Linked DNA regions of Mus musculus: region 1 is linked to region 2. A link is a contact called in ENCODE Hi-C or POLR2A ChIA-PET data. All regions are on one chromosome and are shown on one strand. The core of a region is the stretch at or near the end of the contact, and the rest is flanking DNA. Distances in the headings are between cores, read along the strand shown. Region 1 overlaps Kat6b (K(lysine) acetyltransferase 6B). Region 2 overlaps Kat6b (K(lysine) acetyltransferase 6B).

Region 1 (2,840 bases), core at 250-2,749, 44 kb after region 2:
TCATTTATCTTGAATGAAATTAGTTTCTTCTACTTATGCTGGGGCTTTAGTTTTCTAACCAAAATATCTGATCTACTTTATGTATCTGCAAAGAACATATTTATATATCTGGTCTGCCTGTGTTCTGGCGTGTGTGTGTGTGTGTGTGTGTGTGTGTGTGTGTGTGTGTGTGTATGTGCGTATGTGTGTATGGTTTATATATCTGGTCTGCCTGTTATCTGGCTAATGTTTCCAGGCACACACTGTTTTGAAAACATTCTGTTTCCACATTAGCTTGCATATGCTTTTCTATACAGTGAAATGTTATGATAAACATTTTCAGTTAATATAAAGTACTTACAAATACATGAGTGGCAGTATTATTGACTGAATGCTGCCGGGGTATATATGATCATGTGTAGGATACATTCTAACATGGTCCTGATGCTGCCAGGGTATGTATCATAATGTATAGGATACACTCTTAACAGGGTCTCAGTTGGTGCCACTGTCTGATTACCTGTGATGTGGTCATGTCAAAACAAAACCAGGGGACTCTCAGTGGAGGAAATTGTTTGCAATTGTGATTAATAACCTGCGGTGCAGACTGACATGGTCCATGCTTTCATCCCTGCCTTAGGTAGGCAGGTGAATCTGAGCCAGCTTGGTCCCAACATGGATTATGCCCAATTTTGTAGGAGGTTCTGAGACTGACAGAGTAGAACTTGGGACCTCGTGCATGCTAGGCAAGCACTCTAGCAGTTGACCAGAGCCTGCGTAACTTGCCAACTTTTCACAAAATATTGTGTTAAAAAATGCAAGAAATATGATATGGGGATTATATTGTCTTAAGTTCTTTATATGTGTCTGATCTCTCTGTATCATTTGTGAATTCTGCAAAGCATGGGTCACATGTTCTTACTCTTTGACTCTTTTGTACCATAGCAGATAGAAAAGCCACTCTTTTTCTTATTATGCATGTTTTTGAGTAGTTACCAAAAGCTATGCATATCTTAAATTAAGTATATGTATAGTGTGTAGGGTTGTATTAAGCGCATGGTTTGTGGGGGGGACACACATACACACACTTTTCTCATTCCGGTGATTGTTAACTCACATTTTATAGATATAGAAGCAAAAAGTTAAAGTACTCAGATGCTTGAATCCCGCCAGTGAGTCTGGTTCCAGATTTTGTGCCTTTTCATTCCTTCACCAGGCTGTGTGTGGGTCAGTGATCTTCTAGAGTCTTTCAATAAGTTCTCATACAAAGAAGAAATATGAACTTTCCTTTAACCAAACACAAGTGTATTTTCAACAGAGTCTTTCGATAGAGTGGCTGGGGAGCCTCCGGCCGGCAGGCCTTGCTGGAGAGAGAGAAAGAAGAACACAGGGACATCTTCTCGCACGTGCCTCCTGAGGGAGGGGGTGCATGTTTTGAGCCCTCACATCTCATTGCTGGGTGACATCAGGGAACTCTTTTTTAAGGATGGCTGTCCATCTGTTCTCCTCTAGGAACCGTTGGATCCACGCCACTGCCACTTGGCTGCTGGCTTCATGGCCTGAGTCAGTGAGTTGCTCACACCATGGAGAACAAGGAGGCTCTTCTCAAAGTGTCTGTAATCACCATCAAATGACCATTACTAGAACCACAGCCTTCTTATACAGTCTGCAGCTCTCCTGGACAGATTTCTGTTTACCCACCATTTTTTTTTCTTGAGGAAGTGGGAATGCTTAGTGGACCCAGTCATTTGAGTGTGGAATAGAGGTTGGAAAGCCATGTTATCCTCGCACACCACGTTTGCTGTAATCCCTTAGTTTATAGCATTACAGGATAAGGCTATATTCAGCCACACAGGATAGACCATTTGGAAGGACCCTAGTGCTAGCTTATGGTCCTTTCTAGAAAGAGATAGCATGACATAAATAACTCCTGTGGAGAGACTTCCAGTTAGTTTCAGTTTTAGCCCTTGAGAGCGATCGGACTTGTTGTTACAGGTGATAACATTGTTTCATTGGTTTCAGTGTGTTCAGAGATGTAGGTCACTGCTGGGTTTTGCCTGATGGTTTTGAGTTTGAGCAGTTGTTGATTAATTCATGAACCCCAACTGCAAGGTAGATGTTCAGTATTGATTAGACACATGCCCTGGCTGTATGCAGTTAAAAGGACTCTGTTGTGAAAGGCTCCTAAAGCTAAATCAATAAACGGCTAAAGTCGGACTTATCTATAAATCTTGGTATTTTATTCCTTTTTCTACATGAGAAAAGCTGTTAGGAATATTATGATCTGCACTGTTAAGAAAACTAGCTATGTCTTTAGGACAATTCATGTGTTAACCATTCTAGATAACTATCAATTATTTACATGTACATCCTAATAGAAGAAAACTGGCTTAGTGGAGATAATAACAGGATTTCTTTGGAAAATTATCATCTTTATTCTGATGACATGGGTAGAGAACTTTGCTTAGAGCCTATCTAAATACTAATAAAAATTTCAAGACATAGATCCCCACAGTGTTAAAATGTCTACAGTCTCTGTGGTGATCATGAGCAGCAATTACTGAGCAATTCTCTGCACTGAGTGAGAAGCAAGCAAGCTTCCTACCAGGGTACTTTTTCTGAACACTGTAGAGTACCTCTCCAAGTGAGCAGGCTGACTTCCTCTGGATAATATCACTCTCTAGGATTCCTAGAAGTTCCCAAGCTCTGTAGCTTCAGGGAGCAGGCCTCCCTGCTTTGCCTGCTGCTTGCCTTCTTTAAGCTCCTAGAATGCCTGCATGAACTCTAAGCCTTACGCCCTTTCTTGCTCTCCCAGGAGCTTCACCTTGTGTGAGGTTGTCAGCAGCCACCCCTGGCTCCTC
Region 2 (2,981 bases), core at 272-2,771:
GACTGGGAGTCCTGCCGTGGATATAGGTTTGGGCGATGGTAAGCAGTACTTGACCAGCGCGTGTGTGATTCTGTGTGCTAGGGAATGAAGCTGTGAGCCATATTGAGTGGTTACCCAGGGATGGTACATGGTCTCAGTCCTCAGGAGCCTGAGGCAGGGGAATGGAGAACTTGAGATTAGTCTGTGTTGTACTGAACTGTGTGTTTCAAAAGTAAAAAGTGTAAAGAGTTTGTGCAGGCTTGAGGCAGGAAAGCGAAGGTCTGAGTGTGAGTTTCATCACTGGGGTGTTGACCTTGGGGGAGAGAGAGAGGCAGTCTGCTGATTGAGGGAAGAGTACAGTGGATAAATTGATGATATACTAAAGTATAAGCACTAAGTTGTGTGGGTTGAAGGATGATGGCTGCAAAGGAGAGGAGATTCTTAGCAAATAACTTAAAAATATTTTTATATACAAATGTATATACTACCTTGCTATCTCGAACTTAAAAAGAAATCTTTGGTTTTTTGTTGGTTTGTTTGTTTGGTTTGGCTTAATTTTCTTCACATGTATTTATTTATCATCATGTACATATGTGTGTACATTCTGAGTACCACAGTACAGGTGTGGAGTCAAACAGCAACTCTGATCATCAGGCTTGGCAGTAGGGACCTTTACCCCGGTGCTGAGACTGCATGTGTGTCATCATGCCTGGCTTGTGTTTCTCTATGTCATATCCGTGCCCTTGCTCTTACCTAGTTCTGGAGAGGGACAATTGTGTTAAACTGCTTGTGGCTTCTTCACATCCCTGAGGTAGAGGCAGAGTGTGCCCGTGGGCTTGGCCGTGGTTTGGATTCTGGTGCTTTGTTTCCAACTCTGTGTATCTGGTTCTTCCACATCATCCCTGTGCCTCAGTTTCCTCAGACCTGTTGTGCAAACTCTAATGTTCATGGGAACGTTGAGGAAAAACTTTTTGTTGTTTTAAAATACAATATCTCTCAGAAAGGTATGTGGCATTTTAATGAGGCCTTTGAATTTTTTCATTTATTAAAAAAAAAAAAAAAAAAAAGCCTGAACCAAGCTGAACCTGCTATGGTTAAAAGTATGAGACTAATGTACCATTCCAGCTGTTTTCCGTGACGACTTTTAAGCCTGAGTGACTGCTGGCTCTTTCTTAGGAAGCATCTCAGATGCTTTAGTTAGGCATGTGTTCAACTCAGCTTTTTAAGTGGGATATTAGACAAGTAGGGCTTCTTTGTCCCTTGGAGGCAGCAGTTGTAGGCAGTGGCCCACTGCTGTTAGAGCCAGCTGCCCACAGTGGCTTTATGCCTTCGAGACCCAGCATCTCTGCAGCTTCCTGCTTCACTGTCTTTTGCAGAGAAGTTTCCCTCATACCACACTTCGCCCAGGGTAGCTTCTTCATGCACAGGCTCTGCCTTTCTGTCCCATAGGAGAAAGGGGAAAGGTCCAAGGGCAACAGCATGAGCTGTGTTCTCCAGAACTGATGCTGTCCCCAGAGGCTGCCTCGTCTGTGTTTCGTTGGCTAGAGCTGCATCATGTGGCATCCCTGGCATGAGGTGGGGCTTGGCCAGTATCTCTGTGTCAGGGATCTGGCTTCTCAGTCTCTGGTTAAAAACTAAAGGGCACAGGTGCTGGGGATGGTTTGTGTCATTCAAAATGCACCTTAGTTGAAACTACAGCATTATGATGTAGTTACAAGTTCATAGTCGTATCCAGGGGCACCCTGTTTGCCTAGGGCCACGGTATTTCTGTAGCTGAACAGTTAGTTAGTTGTAAGGAAACCAGCATGGTTTGGTGTTTGGTCTGTCCCTTGATCCTCCATGTCCTTAAAATATGGAAGGGAGTTATCTTTTAAGGCAGGAACAACCAAGAGAGACTGAAGAGTAGGTAAATCATTTGCTGTGAGAAGTAAGTGGAAAGGGAGAAAGCCCGAGGCAGGACTCTGTGGGAATTGCTTAGTGCTTAGGAGATACTCATAAGAGATCTGAGGGCTATCTTGTCCCCAAATTCAGGGACTCTTTCTGGCAGCAGCCTGAGTTTCATGCTTGCTCACAGGAGCCTTTCTAATGGGATCAAACTTGCTTTCCTAGTCTTTTGCCAACAAAGAAGTAATGTCCTCTGGACATTCTTTGCCTCCCCCTCACCCCCCCCCCCCATGCTGTCTACACTCTTGTGGATTTGTACCATATGTTTTTATTGTTGTTACTGAGGTATAATTCACATCATGAATTTATGCCTTTAGTGTTCAACTCAGTGGTTTCGTATACCCACAGAGTCATGTAACCATCACCGTTTTCTAATTCCAGAACACTTTGATTACCCCAGAGTGAAACCTCACACTCATTAGCAGTCACTGCCCATTCCCTGCTTCCCTCAGCCCCTGGCAACCACTAATCTACTTTGTGTCTCTATGGATTTGCTTATTATAGACATTTAACATAAAGAGTCATGTAGTGACTGGCCTTTTGTGGCTGGCATCTTTCACTAAGCATACCGTTTTCAAGTTCATCTGGATCATAGCACAGATCAGTACTTCATTCCTCTTTACTGTACATCAATCCCACATTTTGTTTATCCATTCGCTGCTTGAAAGGTTTTAGCTATTTATGAACAGTGCTGCTGTAATCATTGTGCACAACTAGGGACTCACTGTAGCCCAGTGAGTCTCAAAACTTGTGACCCTTCCAGCTTAGATGCCTGAACGTTAGGATTGCAGATGTGTCCCACTGTTCCTCATCTTCTGCAAGCTTCTCTGTGAGCGCACACTTTTCTTTCCCCTGCATGTGAACCACGAGTGAAATAGCTGGATCTTCGGTCACATCACACTGTGCCTCCCTTTTCTAGGTTGGGGAGTCTAGGGATATCCCTAACCTGGAGGGGTAGCTTTGATAGTCCCTATTAGCTTTAAAGTTTGAATCTCACTTGAGTGAATCATTTCTCCAAGATGTGAGGCTTATAAACATCAGAGCTGTCTCTAGTTGAT

Evidence for each region. A loop is a pair of places that touch in the nucleus more often than their neighbours do. ChIA-PET counts read pairs that join two places held with the same protein, here RNA polymerase II (POLR2A).
Region 1: a map of Patski shows a loop between it and region 2 (1.9-fold over the local background). The contact joins two enhancer-like sites. A Hi-C loop is called at or near these places in 4 of 37 maps with a recorded cell type or tissue (CH12.LX, Patski and heart). POLR2A ChIA-PET finds 5 or more read pairs at or near these places in 4 of 5 experiments (Patski and embryonic stem cell).

The regions. Positions count from the first base shown.
Region 1 is chr14:21,588,324-21,591,163 of GRCm38, forward strand. The region is part of intron 2 of Kat6b (K(lysine) acetyltransferase 6B); the gene reads left to right. Among named protein-coding and RNA genes, the nearest start is that of Kat6b, 90 kb to the left of the region's middle. Within about 2 kb of position 1,500, at least 2 of the 3 ENCODE cell types and tissues checked have a DNase peak (open chromatin) inside an H3K27ac peak, as active enhancers do.
Region 2 is chr14:21,544,196-21,547,176 of GRCm38, forward strand. The region is part of intron 2 of Kat6b (K(lysine) acetyltransferase 6B); the gene reads left to right. Among named protein-coding and RNA genes, the nearest start is that of Kat6b, 46 kb to the left of the region's middle. Within about 2 kb of position 1,522, at least 1 of the 3 ENCODE cell types and tissues checked has a DNase peak (open chromatin) inside an H3K27ac peak, as active enhancers do.